Linked DNA regions of Mus musculus: all the other regions are linked to region 3. The links are chromatin loops, found by intact Hi-C in ENCODE. Cell type or tissue: gastrocnemius. All regions are shown on one strand. Links, peaks and the distances in the headings refer to the core of each region. The heading gives the core; the rest is flanking DNA.

Region 1 (5,333 bases), core at 152-5,151, 190 kb before region 3:
CCAAGCCGGCATTGGGACTTAAGCTGGCAAGTTGTTCAGTGGATAAAGGCACTTGCCAGCAAGCCTGATATACTCAGTTCAATTCCTAGAACCCAGATCATGGAACCCAGATGTAGCATGGTGTGTGCATGGGATGGCTCACAAGCTAACATGGAACTGCTCTAGAGGGCGTGGATAAGGTCTCTGAGCATCTGCTCTGGGAGTCATGCCTCTGGAGCCTAGTGACCATGATCTGTGCAAGCCATTTGCACAGTCAAGAAGTGTTCAACCACTAGGGACATGAGCTGCCAGCCACCAAGCAGTCCACACCCTGCCCTCCACGTTGACCCTGATCTGCCCTCTTCTCAGCATGCCTCTGCAGACGTGGAGAAGATGATACTGGGGAATAAGTGTGATGTGAATGACAAGAGACAGGTGTCCAAGGAACGGGGAGAAAAGGTAGGTGTTGCCCTCGTGATCGTTTTCAGCTTGGGTGCTTCTTCCTAGTCTTTTTGCCATCCTGACTTGCCTGAGATAGAGAGATCCTTGTGAGGTGATAACCCTAGGCAAGACAGAGCTTCCTCGTGGCTAGCAATGAGAGCTTGGCAGTGAACTCTTATCTTGTCACCAGAACCAAGCAAGGCCAGGCACAGCTGGCATCACAGCAGGGAACAGAGCTGGCTTAGGCTATGCCACATTCCTCTCCTCTGCACCCTCCCCACGTGGTGTGCAGTACCATCACACAGTGAAGGTAACACCCTTAGCTTGAGTATGGTAGCAGCCCATCCCAGTTTCCATTCCTTAGGAAACAATGGGAGTCCACACTGTGTTCATGTGTCGCCTTCATTACAGCTGGCACTCGACTATGGGATCAAGTTCATGGAGACCAGTGCAAAGGCCAACATCAATGTGGAGAATGTGAGTCCAGTCAGATCCTGCAGGGAGCCATGGGCTTGTGGGATCAGTGCTCCAGGGCTGGAGGGGCTTTCCTTTGGGAGATTCAGCCTGGAGTATCCAGAGGGATTGGCCTCTGGCTCAGGATGCCCTCTGTCAGGCACTCAAGACACAGTCTCACTAGCTCAGCAAATGAGGGAAATCAAAGCTCAGATTCCAGTACCTAGTACCCACTACCTACACCCAGCTGTGTTCCTCTCAGCCACACTATTAATTCACATCCCCAGTGAGGATCCAGGTCCCAGTGCTGTGCCCTCATCCTTATGTTGTCCCCAAGGCAGTGCCAGCCTGGCACCTGGCCCTCAGCTTTTCTCACACAGCCCTAGTGACACTCAAAAACAGACCTGCAGAGCTACCTGTAATCTCAGCACTCAGGAGGCTGAGGCAGGATTGCTGAGACCAGCCTGGGCTACACATCAAGACTGGGGGCGGGGGCTAAATCGCTCACATCACTCCACAAAGTACCCAGAGGACGGTGGCCAAGGCCTTTGTCCTGTTCAATTCCCTTCACTCCTACTCCTCCCATAAGCCACTTGGGCCTGCCCTCCCCAGCCTTTGCTACACTCCTTTCCTGCCATCAGATTCTTGTTCCCCTGTCCAGGCCAGCCCATCTCCATGCACTCTCCCCTGGCCCCACTTTCCAGGTCTCCAACACTGCATGGAGATGCTAAATCCAACCTACCTCAGATTGTCCCCTCCATGGGACAGCAGTCATTTGCAAACTGGAATTTGTAGCTGTTCTTTAAAGAGAGGAGGAACCAGGCTTGATAGTGATGCCTGTTGTCCCAGTACTTTGGAGGTGGAGGCAGAAGAAACAGGAGATTTAAGGTCATGTTCAGCTACAGATGTCTAAGGCTAACCTAGACTCTCTAAAATTAAAATTAAAAAAAGGAATTGGCATGGACAGAACATAGCCATGGATAGATAATCCTTCCAGACCCTTCTGAACCAGTTAACCACGCAATACCTTTGGGCAAATCACATGGTCTATGAGCCTCATGTCATCAAGGGCCAACTGAGAATAATGCCTGCTCGCATTCACAGGATTGTTGGTTTGGGGGAAGGCCTTTGTTCCAAGGTGCTCTACAGGGGGTGACAGATGGGAGCCTGACTGGGGACAGGAGGCAGACCTCCCTTCCCTCTAGCCAATAACTTCCCACCACTAGAGGGTGCTGACGGCCTGTTCTTTCCACAGGCATTTTTCACTCTTGCCAGGGATATCAAAGCAAAAATGGACAAAAAATTGGTGAGTCCAAGTCCTTCCTCCATGTGGGGTTCTGTAGGATGCAGCCACCCTTGACTGGGACAGCACATCACTGCCCAGACCTGCCATCCTAGTGAGAGTGTGTGTGTGTGTGTGTGTGTGTGTGTGTCAGTCTGCATGTGTGTACATGCGCAAATGGCAGCCAGAAGTCAGTGTCAGTGTGCTCTTCATTCAGTTCCCACCTTAGCTTTTGAGACAAGATCTCTGATTGGACAGTGAACCTCGGGCCCTTCTGTCTCTCCTACCCTGACACTGGGATTATAAGTACCACCACCCTGGCTTGGTCTTTGTTCAGTTTTTTTACAGTATTATCTTATTGGCTTTTTCATAGTATGAATGTTTTGCCTGCATGAATGTCTGCACCAAATGCATGATTAGTGCACTCAGAGGCCAGAGAGACTGATAGGAACAGAGGTACAGATAGGAACTACCATGTCATTCTGGGAATTGAACCCAGGTCCTCTGGAAAAGCAGCCAGTGCTCTAAACAGCTCTTCAACGCTTATTTATTTATTTATCTGTTTGTTTGTTTGTTTATTTGTTTTTATTTAGAGTCTCCCTTTTGGGGCAGGGAGGACACATGTATGCTGGTACCTCAGAGGCATGGGATCCCTGTAGCTGAAGTCACAGATAGTTGTAAGCTGTACCTCATGGGTGCTGGAAATCAAGCCCAGGTCCTCTGCAAAAGCCACTGGTGCTCCAACTTGTGAGCTATCCAGCCTCCACACCTGGCTGATGTCTGCTGGGGGTCAACCTCAGACTGAGCCATCACTGCGACCCTTTCAAGCCTAGCAGGCCATTGCTGAGAAAAGAAGGCAAAGCTTTCCTGACTGAGCTTAACATGTCACTGAAGCCTGGGGACACTAGGAATACAATGTGACCCTGTCCCCTAAGCTCTTACCCTCCCCAGACCTACCTGTGTTACTAGAGATCAGAGAACAATGGTTAGTCCTGAGGCTCTTTTTTTTTTTCCTTTGAGACAGGGTTTCTCTGTATAGCCCTGGCTGTCCTGGAACTCACTTTGTAAACTAGGCTGGCCTCGAACTCAGAAATCCACCTGTCACTGCCTCCCAAGTGCTGGGATTAAAGGCGTGTGCCACCACCGCCCGGCTCCTGAGGCTCTTTGAAGTGTGATCACCCAACAGAATGCGTGAAATACAGCCTGCCCCACACGTTCAACTGGGCTCTGAGCCACCAGTGAGGCACAAGGTGGACTCGTGGCATCTCTTCATGCTTACATCTAAACGGCAGCATTCCCTGTACAACCTATGTACCAGGCAGGCAGTACAGCACACAACTCAGAGCTTCGTTTGATAGCAGACCTATACTGGAAGAAACGAGCTCACACACACGCACAAAAATAAGTAAATCTAATTTTTTTTTAAAGATTTATTTATTTATTATTATATGTAGGTACACTGTAGCTGTCTTCAGACACTCCAGAAGAGGGAGTCAGATCTCATTACGGATGGTTGTGAGCCACCATGTGGTTGCTGGGATTTGAACTCCGGACCTTCGGAAGAGCAGTCGGGTGCTCTTACCCACTGAGCCATCTCACCAGCCCGTAAATCTAATTTTTAAAAACCTTCTTTGTAAGAAAAGGACTAGCGTTTAGCTCCTGTGTTGCTAGCAACAGGTGGACCTCTGCACCACTGGAGCACAAGAGGCAGAAAACTCTATGCCTCCATGATAGACGATAGGGGTGTTTAGCATAGATAGGTGAGTAGATGGGGAAAAGGTAGGGAGGAAGGAGGAGCAGAGGAGAAAACAAGATGATTGTATCGCTGGAGGATGTGGCTAATGATAGAGCACTTGACCAGCATCAGGGTCCTCAGGTCATTGCCCAGTGGCAGCAAGAAACAGAAGAGTGTGGAAGGAGGTGTCTGGGTGTTGGTGGGGAGGAAAAAAGAAAGAGTAACGGCCTGGGGGATGGTGAGAAGCAGATGAAAGCAGCCTGGGGGCCGTGGAAGGTGAATGAACGGTCAGGAGACAGTGGGATGCTTTTGGAAGAGAGTGGCAGATTTTGAGGGTGAATGACTGCAAGAGTTTGAGTGGATGTGATCGATCATAGGGGAGTGGGAAGGGTGATAATGGGTAGGTGGGGGATTGGATAGGGGGTGGGTAGTGATTCAGAAGATAGAGATTCGATGAGTAGATGGACAGTAAGTTAGCAGGGAATGGTTGAACATCAGGGGGACAAATAGATGGATGGATGGCTAGTGGGTGATTGGATCTAGGGTAATGGATGGTGGAGTGATTAGTTGGACAGTTATGGACAGACCATTTGACAGCTGTTTGTGGGTAGTAGGTAGAGCTGACAAGCCACAGTAAGTAACAAGGCAAACTTGTGACTTCAGGAAGGGAACAGCCCGCAGGGGAGCAGCCATGGAGTCAAGATCACAGTGGAGCAGCAGAAGAGGACCAGCTTCTTCCGGTGCAGTCTCCTGTGAGGACAAGGTCTCTGCCCATTCTGAGCCTGTGCTCAGCCCAGCTGACTGTGCCTGCCCCGGGCCAGCCTCCACCTCTGATGTTTGGACACGGCTGCCCGGACTCGATTGAGAAATTGATTATTTTTTAGTAACCGTCTGATCTTTTCCACCTTCAGAGATGGAGAGAGTTAGAATTTTGCTGTTTTTCCTATGTCATCTGCCAGTCAGGCCTATCCGTCCCCTGCCTCATAGGCACAGATGGAGAGAGGTTGGGTGGGGGCCCGGCAGCCTCCATTTCCAGCCTTCTGTCCTTCCAGCACAGAAGGTAGCCAGCGGTAGTGCCCAGCCTGCCTGGCCCCCATACTCCAAGCACCACCACCGGGGCCACTGAGGGACAAGCCTGCACCTGCCTTCAGCTGTTCTCAGTTGTGGACAAGTGACAGCCATGTCCACTGTCTCCTTACGTGTCAAACCAAAGGGAAGCACAAACTAAGGAAAGCTCACTTAGAGGATTTTGGAAGAAGTGGACCGCTTCCATGGCCAGAGCAGGATGGGAGTCTGCGATTCAGACTGAGGTGACGTCACCACCATTCTCCCATGACCCACTGTCATTGGGCCACCTGCCTCAGTGGCACCAAAACCGCCTCCCCAATCTTCTCTGGCTGGCTCTAATCGGATGTTCATTTTCTATCTAAGATGATTTTTTTA
Region 2 (5,333 bases), core at 215-5,214, 93 kb before region 3:
AATTTTGTGAGTTCCAGGCCAGTCAGGGCTACACAATGAGACTGTTTTGTTTTGGCTTTTGGAATCAGGACTTCTCTGTATAGCACAGACTGTCCTAAGGGCTCCTTCTGTAGACCAGGCTGGTCAGATTCAGAGATTCCCCCAGTCTCTGACTCCCTCATGCTGGGATTAAAGGTGTGCATCACCACTGCCCTTTGGGAGGCCGGTTGTTTGGTTGGTTCCTCTAAGGCCTCCCAATACAAACTGGAGTGAAGTGACGGATTATAAAGATACTGCTGTAATTACTTTCATTTTCCAGACTTACAAATGGAGGCCCAGAGTAGGAAAGACACTAGCCTGGGGCCACACAGCAGCCCAGAGGCCCTGGCCACCACAGCCTAGTCTGTTATATGGCTGGCCAACTAGAAGCAGTTGTACCTTCCCTATGGCATCCAGGTGGAGCACATACCCAAACTACCAGGTCCCTTTGACAAGCGCTTTTCTCCTCAGGCTAGTAAAAGTGAAAAGTAGAAGTGAGACCAAGGCCCAATCTCTCCAGTCCGCGTGGCCCCTGCTCAGAGCCAGGCAGAGGCAAGCGAAGGACGCCAAGCGTGGCTATGTAAAGCGGCCACTGGCACCTGCCGGGACGGGTGGTGAAGCAGGCACTGTGGCCCCCGCCTGGGCAGCTGCAGCCACCCAAAGGGAACGGCTGTGCCAGATATAACTCGGCCAGACCCCACCCAGAGGGCAGCTCCCAGCCCCTGTGCCTGAAAAGTCACTCTGGGCCAAAGACTCTTGGTGGGTTACTAGCCTGTGCCAGGCCTCAGTGTGGCCACGTGTCCCTCAATATCTGTAAGTACTGGTGAGGAATAGAAGTCAAAGACCTGCAGGTCCGAGCTCCCTCCTCAGGGCTGGCTTCCATGTCGGGAGGCTCCTTACCTCCCAGGGGCCCAGGTACACAACTTTGAAAATTGGGCTGGTGAAAGTTGCAGCCACTACAGGAGACTTGGACCTGGGCAGCCCTCTGGTTAAATGTGCTAATGCCTTCAGGGCCTTCCCCCCACCCCGGGCAGTACTTAGAGAGACCCTGCCTCAGTACACCCCACGTGCCTGGCTGCCCTTCCAGTCCCCATCTACAACTCCAGCCTTATCAGACATCTACAGATTACCTCCGGGTCTCAGCTTCCAATTGCCGCCCCACCCTGCCCCTCCTCACCCCTCCTCGCCTCTCCCCCTCCCTTCCCGTTCTCAGCCCTCCTCCCCTCTTTTTTAATTTAGCTAGCAACTAATTAGTGTAACAATGTATTTTAGTTATCTGTGTGCCCGTGTATGCAGGTGGCTATGAAGGCCTGTGGACCTGGAACTGGACTAAGGGTTGTGACTGGGCCACGTGAGTTCCAGGGTCCCAGCTCAGGTTCTCTGCAGGCACAGGCAGTGAGCTTATCTACCGATGCATCTCTCTAGACCTTTGTTTAATTTTGTTTGATTTTAAAATTATGTTTATTTCTTAGTTGTCAATGGACGTGTTTGGGGGTTAGAGGACTACTTGTAGGAAGGAATTGGTTCTCTCCTACCATCTGGGTTCTAAGGGTTGAACAAATCATTGAGCTTGGCAGCAAGATCTTTTACCAAACTGACCAGCCCTGACCTTGACTCCAGATCATCTTTCCTCCCTCCCTATGCTGAGATCAGACATGTGTGCCACACCCAGCTGATGTGCACTGGGGTGGGACCTGGGCCTGGTTCGTGTATTCAGAGCTACAGCCACATACACATCATACCTTCGTGAGTCAGGGATGCCCAAAGCTCTGTAGCTCAGATTGATGGATCTTGTAATCTTCCTGCCTCACCTTCCCAAAGGCTGGTCACAGCAGGCAGTATCTTTTCCCTGTCAATTTTTAAAAGGGGTGGGGGTTGGGAGGTGGGATGGAGCAGACAAATGGCAGCAGGAGTCTGAGAAAGACCACTATCGAGTATATAGAGACCAAGCCGGCCTGGAACTCACAGAGAGCCACCCGCCTGTCTGCCAGGATGGGGATGGAAGGTGTGCACCATCATACCAGGATAAAGAGGGTATATTCAAGGCCTTCCAGTACCAGGAACTGAGACATCCATAACCAAGTACAGAGCATCATCCCATTTCCCAAAGGGGAAACTGAGGCTCAACAAAGCCAGACTGCAGGGTTACAGATAGAGGGGCCCCTGGCTGCCCACTCATAGCCTTGTCTTCTCCTCCCCTTGGTGTCTAGAGGGAGCATAGAACCACTGTGTCCAAGTGACACTCACAGTGGACTCCCATGCTAGGGGAACAGCAGGTAGGAAGGGCCTGGAGAGCATCCCTTCAGCCCCCCATAGGTGGCGCTCACTGAGCCACGAGTCCCCTGCATGTTTGCACAGCAAGCTCCACTGAGATGCCAGGCAGTGGAGAGGATGTTTCACAAGCTGCAGGGCTGGCATTTCTGAGAAAGCTGTTCTGAGTAGGAAACACAGAGAAGTAGAGGGCTGGGGGGGGTGGGGAGAAGGGCTCAGTCGGCACCAAGGAAGCTCTGGGAGGTGGGCACAGTGGCAGAGCCTGTTGGTTCAGTACTCAGAAACAGAGGCAGGAGGAACACTGCAAGTTTGAGACTAGCCTGAGCTACATAGTGAGATTCTGTCAACAACAAAACAAACAAACAAAGAATTTCCCCAAACCAAAAACCAGAAATTTCAAAAGGAAAAGAGCTGTGCATAGTGACTCAGCCTGTCATACCTCACTCAGAGGCAGAGGGATTGATTCTTGAACTTGGCCTGAAGTTCAAACAACAAACAAACAAACAGCTGAGTATGGTGGCTCACACTTGGGGATTATCAAGACTTGGGGAGCTGGGGCAGGAGGATTGCCACGGGTTTGAAGCTAGTCTAGGCTATATAGAAGGAACAGGTCTTAGCTTAGAAGCTTAGAAACAGAGCAGGGGAGATGGTAGGGGTAGTTAAGAGCAGGGGAGATGGCTCAGTAGTTAAGAGCACTTGGTCTTGTGAAGGACCCAGGTTCAGTTCCCACATGGAGGTTCACAGCCACCTACAACTGTAGCTCCAGGGCTCTAGCACCCTCTTCTGTCCTCCACAGGCACCTACACCCACATGTTCATACTCCCCCTCCCCCCAGCACCCAATGCAACACAGCAAAGCCATCTACATTAAGTAAGTAGTCATTGTGCTCCCTTCAGTCCCTCCCACCCAGAACAAAGGTGGGACCCTGTTCAGGCGTTCAGAGCTCTGAGATAACCTGTTACTGACCCACACCCCACTACTGGCCTGCACCCTGCTACTGACCTGCACCCCTTCTGAAGTGGATTTGTCATCAACCCAGGGTGGGGGAAGGGCAACATCTGCTTAGACAGCTGTTCCATCTAACTTCAGTTCCCTCCACTGCACAAGTAGACTGGAGTATGACATTTCCCAGAGGGGTTCCTGAGATATCACAGGGCACATGAGGGGGGCCCACTTAGGAAAGGCTCTTCCAGTGGTCACTGTCACCTCCACAGAGTCAGTGTCCTCTCCAACCTCAGAAAGGTGTCATCCTTCCCAGATGCCAGAGAAAGGCAGAGATGCCACCAGGAGACCTAGGGTGCCAGCTGTCACCACACTGTCACCTTTCTAGGAAGACATTGGTGATAACGTTCCCCCAAAATGGGAAGCACCAGTGGCTGTCCCTGGGCCCTGCCCCACGGCCCACTGCAGGGTTGCTGAGCACAGCTTGGAAAGGTTTCTATGTAAAAGTAGTTATGCAAATTGAGGACCCAGAGACCACGAAAGCCCCATTTCCCCTTTGCCACTGTGAGCTAGTGACAACCACCTGTGAGCCTGACCCTATGCTGCCACCTCTGTGCTGGGTTCCAGCAAATGGTGGCCTGGGGGGCAGATCTGAGCACCGGGGGACCAGGTGGTAACTGTACATAAGGAAGTGAGGGGACAGTACCCGGGGCTCCTGAGACCCTGACAAATTCTGCTAGAGAAAACTTCTTACCTGGTTGCTATTTTAGTCATTATATTTTTGTTGTGTTGGAGAAGGAACCCAGAACATCGCACATACTAATCCAGTGTTCTACAGCTGAGCCAGGCCCTCAAGCCCCTCACTGTGTGTGTGTGGGGGGGGTGGGATTCTAGGCAAGGGCTCCACCCTTAAGTAGTACCCCCAGAACCTTTTTCCATATACTAGAAGCTGGCCTCAAGCTCTTTATGTAGCCCAAGATAACCTTGAACTCAAGATTCTCTTGCCTCAGTTTTCCTAGTACTGGAATGGTAAGATGTATCTCTCTGCACATTGGAAGACTGCTTTTATGGACATGGAAACTGAGGCTCAGAGGACATGTGCATGCCCAGGTCCCTCAGGTCTTCCAACAAGAAGGCAGAGGAAGAGAAGATCACACGCAGCAAGAGGTAGAATGTTCTCTGAAGAGAGAAGGATGTTCAATGTCAGCCAGGGCTACAGCATGAGATCCTGATGCAAAATAAACCAAACCAAGATGAGAGATAGCTCACAGGGAAAGGTGCTGTCTGCAACCAGGATGGGTTGAACTCAGTTCCTGTAACACACATGGGAGAAGGAGAGAACCGATTCCTACGGGTTGTCTTCCGACCTCCACATGCATGCCCTGACATATGCACATGTGTGTGTATGAGTAAGCACACACAGACATAAATAAGTAAATGTTAAAAAGTAATAAAACAAAAACAACTGGGTAGTGGTGGCACATGTGCCATCCAAGGAAAGCTGAGGCAGAAGGATTGTTTAAAGTTTGAGACTAGCGCGGGCTACAGACTGAGACCTTGTGAAAATGTGTAAAGATTGTTTTCCAGGGTTGGAGATATGGCTCAGTGGTTAAGAGCACTGGCTGCTCTTCCAGGCGTCCTGAGTTCAATTCCCAGCAACCACATGGTGGCTCATAACCATCTTTCATGAGATCTGGTGTCCTCTTCTGATCTTCAGGCATTCATGCAGGAGATTGCTGTATACATAATAAATAAATCTTAAAAAAGAAAGAAAGAGAAAAGAAGAGGAAAGGAAAGAAGGGAGGGAGGGAGGGAGAGAGAGAGAGAGAGAGAGAGACAGAGAGAGAGAGAGAGAGAAAAGAGACCCAAATCATAAAAACATGGATAGTGGGTGGGGCCCCGGCATAGCAAAGGGCACAGAAAACTGTGATGTTTGCATGAAGTTTGCCACATCAGAGCGCTGGGTATGGATTTTAGGGACAATAGCTCCTTAGGGTTCAAATCTCCATAGGTAGCAGCTGCAGAGGTTCCTGGATTGACCCCTGGCATTGAGGGAATCAAACCTGACTCCAAGAGAGACTGTTAAACTGAAAGTTAACTGC
Region 3 (5,333 bases), core at 259-5,258:
CCCACTGGGGGAAGGCTCCCAAGATGGGTCCTCACAGGCTAAGAGGACACTTGTGTATCGTGAGGCACGTGGGCAGGATCTCACCTCTTTCTGAAGCCTGTGTCTACAGACCCTCAGCTCCTCCTGCCTTGGGGACTGGAAGGAGGTAGGACAAGGGTCATCTACAGGTTAGTGGCTGTTTTTGTTGTTGTTGTTGTTTTTTTTTTTGAGATAGGGTCTTGCCATAAATCTGAGGCTGCCTTCAAATGCATGTTACTCTAGCCTCCAGACAAGACACAGCATGAGAGACGCTGGAAAGATGGCTTAATATACTTGCAAGCAGGCCTAGCGACCTGAATTTGATCCCTGGGTTCACATAGTGGAAAAAAAATATTGACTCAAGCTTGGCACATGGGTGCCATGACACCCTGCCCCAAAAGAAATGCAACTTAATAAAGAAAATGAAAAGGCACTTGTTAGCTGAAGGCAAATGAGAGCTCAAGCCCGTGTGCACTGAGTCCTGAGTCTGGGTGTGAAATCCAGAAGCCTGAAGAGAAGGTGCAGTACAGATGACGTTTCCTGGTCTTGGGGTGCTTCCTGGGTATAAGTTATGTCCTGGGACAGGTCTCCGGACTCAGGAAACCCTGAGTCACAGGAAGGAGGAGGAGCCGGAGCAGCTCTACTTTCTAATCCACACAGGACCCAGTGCTGCGTGACTCTCCAGGTGGCTGCAATGTCCCAGGCAAGACAGACGTGTCATCTCCCCAAGGAGTTGAAGTCCACCAAACTGATACCTCGAAGGGGACAGGCTTAGCTGTGTTAGCCTGGCTCCCTTCATAGGGCTCTGTTCAGTCCAGTGCCATAATGCCCAGGCAAGTTTCCACTCTTATTTTATTTTATTATTTTCTTTCTTTCTTTTTTTGGAAATGTCTCACTGTGTATCCTTAGATGGTCTAAATTCATTATGTAGACCAGGCTAGCCTGCCTTCCAAGTGCTGAGATTAAAGGTCTGTGCTTCTAGGCCCCCTTTTAGCCTGTTTGGACAATCTTAGGCTTCTTGGGCATTGGAATTTGGCTCTTTCCTACTCGAGCGCTGGATGTTTGTAAAAGTGTTCCCACAGGCACGGGAGCTGGGGAAGAACAAGGTATGCTTCCACTAACAGCAAGGACTCAGGAGCAGGAATGAGCTAATAACCGCTACAACTGCCTCAAATCCTGTCAAAGTAGGTTGTTCATCTTCTCAGGAGCAGAGTGAGGAACAGCCAAAAAGGACTTGGGGTGGAGCCTCTGTGTTCTACCAGCACCAGCGCAAACATTTTTTAAAAAGAAAAAGAAAAACAACAACAACAAAACACACTATGGCCGAAGTCACTGAAGATAGGCTGCACCCACCTACTATTGCACAGGTGGCCTTTTGTCTGGTGCAGGTGGGGGGAGGGTAAGAAGTTAGATTTATGTTCTCAAGTGCTCTATGAACACACTTTAGGAAACTCACTTACTTTGATCTCCTTTCTGGCTGCAGTGCTGGGATGAACCCAGGGCCCTGATCATGCTCTGCAGGCTCATGCTGCTGACTGAACCTGCTGCTGGAACCTGCTGCTGGGAAACTCATTTTTAAAGCAAACAAATGTCACTGATGCTCAGCAAGTGCCAAGAATATTCAGCTGGGAACCTGTGCTGGCTAACTTTATGTCAAGATGACACAAGTTCAAGTCATCATCAGCGCGGAGGAAGCCTCAGCTGATGAGTCCATGAAGGAATTTTCTCAATTAGTGAATGATGGGGAAAAGCCCAGTCCATTGTGGGTGGTGCCATCCCTGAGCTGGTGAGCAAGCAAGCCGTTGGGAACAAGGCAGTAGGCAGCATCTTCCATGGCATCTGCATCAGGTTCCTGCCTTGACTTTCCTCAGTGATGAAAGTGATGTGGAAGTGTAAGCCAGATAGACCCTTTCCTCTCCGGGTTGCTTTGCTCATAGAGTTTCATCGAAGCAATGGTTACCCTAAGACAGACTCTACCGCTGGTAAGATGCCTGTTGTCACCTTCCTCAGCACAGATGTACAGAGCTAGGACACTCTAATTCGAGGACTGAGGAACAGCACATATGCTGCCCCACCCTGCTCAGGTGCGGAAGGGCTGGTGGTGATGGTTAAAAAAAGAAAAAAAAGAAAGCTAAGAGGAAAAAAAAAGCCCTTGCACTCTACTTTCATTTCCCTTCAAATTTATTTATACCAGGTGTTGTTCTTGAAAACTAGCAAGGTAACCAGAGAGGAAAATCAGTAGTGGGTGGGGCAGGGCAGGCACAATCCTTACAAGTGTCATGAAGTCAAGAAGCCCCAGGATGGTGCATATATTGTATGGGACAAGTTCTTCCACAGCCCTACCCACTTTGTCCTGGCCTAGAGCCAAGAACAGAAAGTGGGCCTGGTTTTCCTATCCTTGCCAGGGGGCTGAGAGTGAGAGGGCACATAGTAGCACAGGCTTGCATTCCTTTGGAGAAGGGGGCCTATGCAACTGGAGCAGAGATCCATGGAAGGATTAAGTAGGGGTTGGCAACTAGTACATTCTCCAGTCTCGACTCTCAGCACATCAGGTGTAGAACAGCCCAGGCCCCGGCCCACAGCAATGTGCATGGCCACTCACGGAACACTTGGAGCTTACTAACACTTTTACATATGTGTGATGCATTCCCAAAGCTGACATTCCCTCCAACTCCCAAGGAACCCTTTCTTCCTAAGTAGTTCCCCTCCTATGTCTTTGGTATTCTGGTTCTTTTTCTGACTCTTAGGCCTAAGTAGGGCAGCTTGCATGCATATAACCAACCAGCCAGTGGCCACAGTACAATGGAGAAAACTCCTTTTCCATCAGAACCCATAACTTCAGACACCTTGTACACTTGGTGAGGCCTTTGCTGGGGCTGACAATGAGCAGAGACGGGTTCTAAGCTTAGAGAGCAGAAAGGAGCCCACTGAAGACAGCTTGAGACAATCTTGGTCACCAGCCCTTGTAGGCTGCTGCCCCCATGTGGCCGACAGGTCCTGTGGCCACCGGCTGCCTCTGCCTCTCCAATGCCAGGTGCTGCTTAGGGTACAGCAATGGCTGTTCCTGGATCTGCATGCACAGGGCTCCTAAGTGTGTCAAATGCAGGTCTCTTGCTAGAAGCCATGCCTCCCCATGCCTCTGTATATGTTTGTCACTGTGTAGGTTTTCACTGCAGCACAAGTGTTGCTCCTGTTGCCAGCCTTTGGCACCTGAGAATTACTGAGCAACTGAGACACCAGTAAAGAGGGCATGCTTGGTGAGGGCAGGGACCCCAGGATTGGGTGCTGGCTGCCACTTGTGCTTTGTCTCCATCTCTTGGGGTTCCACACCTGAATTCCTTCAAGCAACCTCACACTGAGGAGAGAAAAACACTGCATCTGTACTGAGTGCACGCAGGCAGTTTCTTTCAGTCTGACTACAATGGAGACAATGCATGCAGCACTCACATCCTGCAAGACAACTGAAGCCACCCAGAGGTACAGTCTGTCATATTCACAATGAACTGAGTCATGTCACAGGAGGGATGCCAGTGAGGATTTTGATATCCCCTGGGACATCACGCAACCTATCTTTATGGATACCAAGGGATGTCTGCACCCTCAGAATTCCCTCCCACTGCCTCCTTCAGGTGGACAGAACTAATGGGACAGGATTGCTGCCCTATGACTCCCGCACCACCAACCACATGACCCCAGGAGTAGAAGGATGGACTCTGCTGGGGAAACCATGCCCATGAGGAGCATTTGCAAGGCACAGAACACTGCTCTAAGGACAGATCCTTGCCAGGAGGGGAGCAGAGTAGACAAGGTGCTGAGTCAGGCAAGTGCAGGGGCTGAGACAGCACACCTGTGACACTACTGTCCTTAAATACTTTGCTGTCACAGGCTGGCTTGACCTTTTTATTCATTGCCAAAGATGACACCAACATATATCAAACCAACTGAAACAATGCACCTGGTGTGCTGGGCCAGGATCTGTGACTTAATCCCTCTCACCAAGCAAGGCCAGGTCAGCAAGGTCCTGATAAGGATGAACCTTACTGCTTTCTTCTCTGCCATGTCTGTCTCCCTGTGGAGCCCAGGTTGGCCTCCAAGTCACAGTAGTCCTCCCACCACCTGAGCCTCTCTAGTACTAGAGGAAGACCTGCACCCCATCAGTTCATCTGGGGTGCTACCTGCGGTGTGGCTCTCTAACCATGTCCCTTTTAATGAGTGAAGCCAGCCATAGTGTATTCCAGAGCCAGAGCAGACAAGGAAGCCTTTCAGACACTCCAGCTCAAGACAGGGCTACGGCTTTTGTCCTTGAGCAATGCAGGCTGTCTTCATGTACATATTTATTCACACTCGTTTTGAGCTCACCATTCAATAACGTCAAGAATTTAGTTCATGGAGGCTTCAGGCATTTGTGTAGTCAACTTTATTCAGATACCTCAAGCCTGAGGCCTGTTATTCTGGCCTCCTGGGACCAACATGTCTATCTCTTCCTTTCCTAGGGCCTTGGCAGACAGAAAAGTATGCTTGGACACAGAGGTGCCAACTTCATGCCCTCAAAGCTGATCCTTCTGTGATGCTAATGAGAGCGAGATGGGCAATGGCTGATGGCACCCGGGAGACATGGATACAGCAGCTTTGAGGGGACCTGTCCTCTCACTGCTGTGTACAGTTGTGCTCAAGAGTATGACAAATGCAGGTGCACGTGTGAGCGCGCATGTGCACGCACACACACACACACACACACACACACACACACACACACACACACACACACACACACACACACACACACACACACACACAGAGGACAGCACTCATGTCTGCTTGCCCACACAAGCAGCATGTGGAACTCAGGCCATGGCTAGGCCTTCGTAAGAGGCCTTACCTTGGACATCTGACTGAAGTCAGCGAAGCCCTCGGCACTGCTGAAGGAGCTGCTTCCAAAGGGGTCTAGGGTTCCAAAGGGATCTGTGAGTGGCACCAACACAGTTGGGGTTATGGTCTGAGCAGATGTGCCCAAAAGTCTAGGGCAATCCTAGGAAGCAAGAGACTCAGGGCTGTGAATGTTTCTGGGAAGATGGCTCCTATGAGGTCAGTGGATCACAGTGGGTAAAGGATGGATCAGTTTCTGCCTGAAGCTGGCATCCTACCAGTATAGGAGAAGCAGGGAAGATGGAGAGAATGAGACACTGAGGATGGCCACTTGTGTGTGTGTGTGGTTCATCAGCCGGCAAAGATTCCCCCACTTCCCCTTTTCAAATAAGGCCGCACTCTGTAGTCCAGGCTTGTCTGGGACTCAGAGATGCCCCTGCCTCTGACTC
Region 4 (5,333 bases), core at 236-5,235, 110 kb before region 3:
CAGATAAACATTTCTTCCAGCTCCACCCTAAATCTGTACCCATGAAACCTACAGTGTAACATGCAACACCATTTTCTACAACTTCTGTTTTCACATAGAAGTTGTTTTGTATTTTTATTTTGTAGTGACTTTGTTTGAAACAGGGTCTCCCTGGATAGTGTCAGTGGTCTGCAACTCATTCTGTAGCCCAGAGTGACCTCAAACTCTTGTATCCCAGGCTGGCCTTAAACTTGCCACCTTCCTCCTGCCCTGAATGCTGAGATTGCTAGGCCCTGCTTACTCTTGTGTTTCCTGTGAGCAGGTCTTCTCTTTCCATTTCCCCTTACTTTGTTGTTAGGCACCAGGAGTCAGAAGGCTGTTTGCTCCAGCTCCCATGCAGATGTCATGGCATCCTTTATGGATGGGAGCTGATAAAGGGGAGTTAGGCTATGGAAGCTCTGTCCTGCTGCACCCCAGCTCCTAAGCATGGTCCTAGTCACAGCCACTCCTGCTGCCCCTAAGTGTGAGCTCAGGAAACCAAAGGCCACGTGTCGTGGGTATAACAGAGTTGGGGTGCCAGACAGAGGGGACAGCCAAGCCCAGGCCTGATGTGCTACCTGGCCAGAGCAGGGCAAGTGTCTCAGCTACCTGACTGGTCCCACTCTCACACCACCTCCAAGTTATTGCTGGACTCCTGGAAACCTGCACCTGCCCACACTTCAGTGTCCTCCCTCTCCCTGTTCACAGTCCCCTTGGGGCTGTGCAGGAGGACCCACCACTCTCCCCAGTGTGCTCCCGTGCTTTCCTTGTGGACCTGTCTGGACAGTCTGGCTCCACAGCCACCTATCCGTCTCCCTAGGAGCTGGTAAAGCCACTTCACACCCTGTCTGTCCTGCTTTGGCTCCTGGGAGCCATGAGCTAGCCTGAGAGACAGCACATTGGTTGTGGGCTGGGCAGCCACCTAACTACCTCCTACATCGGCCCCCAGGGTGGCAAGGAGTACCTGATGCGGGCCCACTTTGGCCTTCCCAGTGTGGAAGCTGAAGACAAGGAGGGAAAGCCCCCCATCAGCGTCAAGTTTGAGATCCCCTATTTCACTACCTCTGGCATCCAGGTATGAATGTGTTAGGTCTGACTGCCTGAACCCCACACTTGAGCCCAAAGTCACAACAGAACCTCCAAACCCCCATCCTGACATAGGGCCTATTTCCTTGGAGCCCCTCAAACTGTGTGGATGAGGGGAGCATATTATTCCCCTGAAAGGCTCAAGGTTACCAAGCCTGGGTCTTGGCTGCCTCTGACAGCCCCTCATACAATGTCAGGCCTGCCCCCTTGGCCTTGCCTTTTGGATGAGGGGTGCTGGTGGGGGTGCAGCACACTCAAGGTCCTTGTGTCCAGGTGCGCTACCTGAAAATCATTGAGAAGAGTGGGTACCAGGCCCTGCCCTGGGTACGATATATCACACAGAACGGAGGTAAGTGGCTGCCTGACTGGCAGGACCTACAGAGGTCTTTCTAGACTGTATCTTCCTATGTGGAGCTGAGGGTGGGTGCTCTGGGTGTCTGTGTGGAGCTGAGGGTGAGTGCCCTGGGTGTCTGTGTGGATCTGAGGGTGAGTGCCCTGGGTGACCATGTGGAGCTGAGGGTGGGTGCCCTGGGTGACCATGTGGAGCTGAGGGTGGGTGCCCTGGGTGACCATGTGGAGCTGAGGGTGGGTGCTCTGGGTGTCTGTGTGGAGCTGAGGGTGGGTGCCCTGGGTGTCTGTGTGGAGCTGAGGGTGGGTGCCCTGGGTGTCTGTGTGGAGCTGAGGGTGGGTGCCCTGGGTGTCTGTGTGGAGCTGAGGGTGGGTGCCCTGGGTGACCATGTGGAGCTGAGGGTGGGTGCCCTGGGTGACCATGTGGAGCTGAGGGTGGGTGCTCTGGGTGTCTGTGTGGAGCTGAGGGTGGGTGCCCTGGGTGTCTGTATGGAGCTGAGGGTGGGTGCCCTGGGTGTCTGTGTGGAGCTGAAGGTGAATGTTCTGTTTTTAGATTATCAGCTCCGGACCCAGTGAGAGGCCTCTGCCACCAGCCCAGCCCACCTAGCCTCAGGGCACACCTGCCACACTCACCAAAACTGAAGCTAGAGGGTGGCCCTGGACATGCAGCCACCCTCTCCTCAAGCCTGAGTGGACTCACACAGAACCCCTTCCCTGGTCCCATTCTGATCCAGGGTGGGAAGGAAGGGCCTGCCAGCCTCCCCCAGGGACAAGCCAGCTGGAGCTGTGCTCCTGGTGCCTCATGACTGGCCACCCACCACCCTGTAGACGCCATCCCTGCCCACCTCCGAAGCCTCCCTTCTGTTGCCATTTTGCTGAGCATGTTGGTCATTGTCATTGTCATCTGTGGCTGTCCTGTCACCTTTCTTCAAGTGTCCTGTGCAGCTGCCATGCTGCACTTAATGAGGGCAGCTGTCCCCTATCCATGCTGGTCTGTATGCCGGATAGTTGCTCTGCCTGGGCCGGCTGTGCCTCCCTTGCCAGCCCTTGACCACATCAGTGTTTTCTCAGAAGGGCACATGGCCTCAGCCTTTGCCCTAAAATTCCTGGGCAGGCACAGGCTACCCTCACTGTACAAGGCCTCGTTGTCCTGGACCCATGTGTGTGTGTGACAGTTATATTAAAATCCATTTGTTACATCTGCTGCCTGTCTTCTCTCTGTGTGCTGTTGGTTCAGGCCCCACATAGGGACCCTGTATGACCCGTTGACTTCCCTTGCATCAAAGCAGGCCTAGCAGTGACAGGACCACACTTCCCTTCCCTGGGTAGCTGGAGCTGGAGTGCCCTTCCAAGGGACACTAGATAGAGTATCCTCTCAGGGTCTCTAGCTTGCCTGTCATGCCTTTGCATCGTGGCTGCCCTCTGGTGGTCTAAAGCTATCGGCTTGGAAGTCCTGAGTTTCTGCATGGGCTTTCTGAGCTCTGACCCTCAGGACCCTCTCATTGTGCTCCCTGCCTCTCCTTGTCACCACACTTCCTATGTGGGGTGTGTCATGCATACCTCACTTCCATAGCCAAGTACAACCTTCCCAACACAGGGCCTAGAACACCCTAGGCGCCCCTCAGTCCTGCCTCACCAGTGGTCACAGGACTGCCAGTCCAGACTGCATCCTGTCACCTGTCACTCTACAGGTCTGCAGCAGGCTATGGCTCTGTGCAGCTCATTTTAATCCAGTCACCCAAAACCCACCCACCATTGCCCTGCATACATTAGGGATGCAGATGTACAGGACTCCAAGTTCCACCCTGAACACCAGCAAAAAGAAATAGCAGCTGAGAGGCAGAGGAGCAGCCCAGGTCATCAGAGGGCACAAAGGTGCTGAAGCAGGTAGCAAAGCTGAGCACAGGCATCAGGACAGACACCAGGAAGCATAGATGGCTCATAAGTCAGAGGAATGCTGATCTGGAAGCCACCAGCCAATGCATGAGAACCAACGCTGGCCAGCAAAGTGGCACAGCATGTGAGAGAGCCTGATGCTGAGTCTGGGAACTTGACTTCAGTCCTTAGTACTCACATGCTGCATGGAAAGAACTGCCAAAAGCCCATTTGAGCTAGCACACACATTCAAAAAAAGAACTCAGTCAGGTATGGGAGCCTGTGCCTGCAACTCCAGCACTTTAGAGGTTGAGGCAAGAGGATCATAATATCCTGTCTCAGAAAATAAGAAGTGGGTGCACGGGCTGGAGAGATGGCTCAGCAGTTAGGAGCACTGGCTGTTCTTGCAGAGGACCAGGATTCTATTCCCAGCATCCATATGGAGACAACTGGCCAGGGAACCCAGAGCCCTCTTCTGGCCTCTGAGGTTATTGTGTGTACTTGGCACAAATCTATATATACAAAGCAGAGATGTAAAGATTTATTATTTATGTATTTATTGTGAGTGTGCTAGGTATATATGTATGTGGCTTGCCCAGAGAGGCCAGAAGAGGGTGTTGGATGGCCCAGGCAACCAGAGTTACAGGGGTGTGAGCCAAAATGGGTCCTGGGAACCAAACTCGGGTCCACTGTGAGAACAGAATATGCTCTTAACTACTGAGCTGGCTCCCCAACCCCATAAAAATAAATCTTTTTTTTAAAAGTTGGCATCTGCAGGGGGTGGTGATGTGTAACTTTAATTTTTTCAATATCTATTTTTAAAAGATTTACTTATTATTATATCTAAGTACACTGTGGCTGTCTTCAGACAAACCAGAATCTCATTACGGATGGTTGTGAGCCACCATGTGGTTGCTGGGATTTGAACTCACGACCTTCAGAAGAGCAGTCAATGCTCTTAACTGCTGAGCCATCTCTCCAGCCCCCTCAAGATCTATTATTAATGATGGTTCTTAAACACCTTTACCTCCCTTTTATCCCACGGCCCACCAGAGGTAAAGGTAAAAAGAGGATACAGGGAAAGTGGACCTGTTTAGAAATGGTTCTTTAGAGCAACTCCTGTCTGTGTTGTCTGGAAATCAGCAGTTCAGTTCACAGCTTAACAGCGGCAGCTTGATCCACTTGCAAACACTTCATGAATACACCAGCAGTCCAGTTCAGTAGAGTCAGGATAGCAAACATGAATGAGCAGTGGTGGCACTACCTAGCAGAGACAGCCAGGCCTCTGTGTGAGTCACCAGGAGAGACCAGGAGGGACACCAGGAGAAGTTCTCCACTGTGCCTCTCTCAGCAAAGTGAAGCTCAGCAAAGACAAGAGACCAACAAGCATTTCTCAGGACGCTCTACCAGCAAGCCCAGTCACCATCACTGTCTGTGGAGTCCTGTTTATACTCCCTTCGAACATCACATGACCTCCATGGGTCTTGCCTCAGCACATGCATTTGTCGAAGTTGACATCACTCGGCCAATCAGACCATGGAAGCAGCATGAACCCCACCATCAGAATTTTTTTTTTTGGTGCGTTTCTCTCTGTGGAGTCCAAACAAATGAAGCTCAGCTATACATTTTAAGGCAGACCAATAGATGCTTGTAATTATCAAAGAATTCTTCATCATATGTGCTTTTAACTGCTTGCTTTAGCAGAACATCCTTTCACCTGTGTCTGCTTCAGCCAAAAGTTCCTTCACGAGTCCACCTTATCGAAACACCATCCAATACAACAGACTTTCTGAAGAACCCTTAAGTTTTCACTTCAGCAGTGCACACCTTTAATCCCAGCATTCAGGAGACAGAGACATGTGGATCTCTGTGAGTTCAAGATCAGCTAGCTTGGTCTGTAAAGTGAATTCCAGAACAGCCAGGGCTACACAGAGAAACCATGTCTCAACCCCCGACCCCGTCTCTCTTGCACACACACACACATGACATCTGGCTCTGGACTCTGG

The links. Peaks named below come from ENCODE experiments on the same cell type or tissue, not always from the same donor. Only the 100,000 strongest peaks of a DNase experiment are listed, where the experiment ranks them.
Region 1: it touches region 3 in a loop (11-fold over the local background); 25 of 42 quality-filtered maps call a loop at or near these places.
Region 2: a loop joins it to region 3, with 3 times the contacts of the local background. A loop is called at or near these places in 37 of 42 quality-filtered maps.
Region 4: it touches region 3 in a loop (7-fold over the local background); 40 of 42 quality-filtered maps call a loop at or near these places.

The regions. Positions count from the first base shown.
Region 1 is chr8:72,175,492-72,180,824 of GRCm38, forward strand. Rab8a (RAB8A, member RAS oncogene family) reads left to right here. Exons shown (of 8, transcript NM_023126.2): 5 at 349-438; 6 at 832-897; 7 at 2,129-2,179; 8 at 4,554-5,333. The coding sequence ends at 4,646. Among named protein-coding and RNA genes, the nearest start is that of Hsh2d, 12 kb to the right of the region's middle. In gastrocnemius, for the core only: a CTCF peak has its summit at 2,086 (motif pointing right); DNase peaks (open chromatin) are centred at 647 and 2,080.
Region 2 is chr8:72,270,224-72,275,556 of GRCm38, forward strand. No RefSeq gene overlaps it. Among named protein-coding and RNA genes, the nearest start is that of Gm51537, 9.1 kb to the right of the region's middle. In gastrocnemius, for the core only: a CTCF peak has its summit at 2,330; a DNase peak (open chromatin) is centred at 2,349; H3K27ac peaks cover 2,680 bases.
Region 3 is chr8:72,363,007-72,368,339 of GRCm38, forward strand. Eps15l1 (epidermal growth factor receptor pathway substrate 15-like 1) reads right to left here. Exons shown (of 24, transcript NM_007944.3): 21 at 4,898-4,980. Among named protein-coding and RNA genes, the nearest start is that of Klf2, 47 kb to the left of the region's middle. In gastrocnemius, for the core only: no CTCF peak of the experiment used is centred there; DNase peaks (open chromatin) are centred at 2,458 and 3,005; H3K4me3 peaks cover 535 bases; H3K27ac peaks cover 2,735 bases.
Region 4 is chr8:72,254,730-72,260,062 of GRCm38, forward strand. It overlaps Ap1m1 (adaptor-related protein complex AP-1, mu subunit 1), which reads left to right. Exons shown (of 12, transcript NM_007456.5): 10 at 968-1,093; 11 at 1,378-1,453; 12 at 2,006-2,657. The coding sequence ends at 2,028. Among named protein-coding and RNA genes, the nearest start is that of Gm51536, 15 kb to the left of the region's middle. In gastrocnemius, for the core only: a CTCF peak has its summit at 2,883 (motif pointing left); a DNase peak (open chromatin) is centred at 2,866.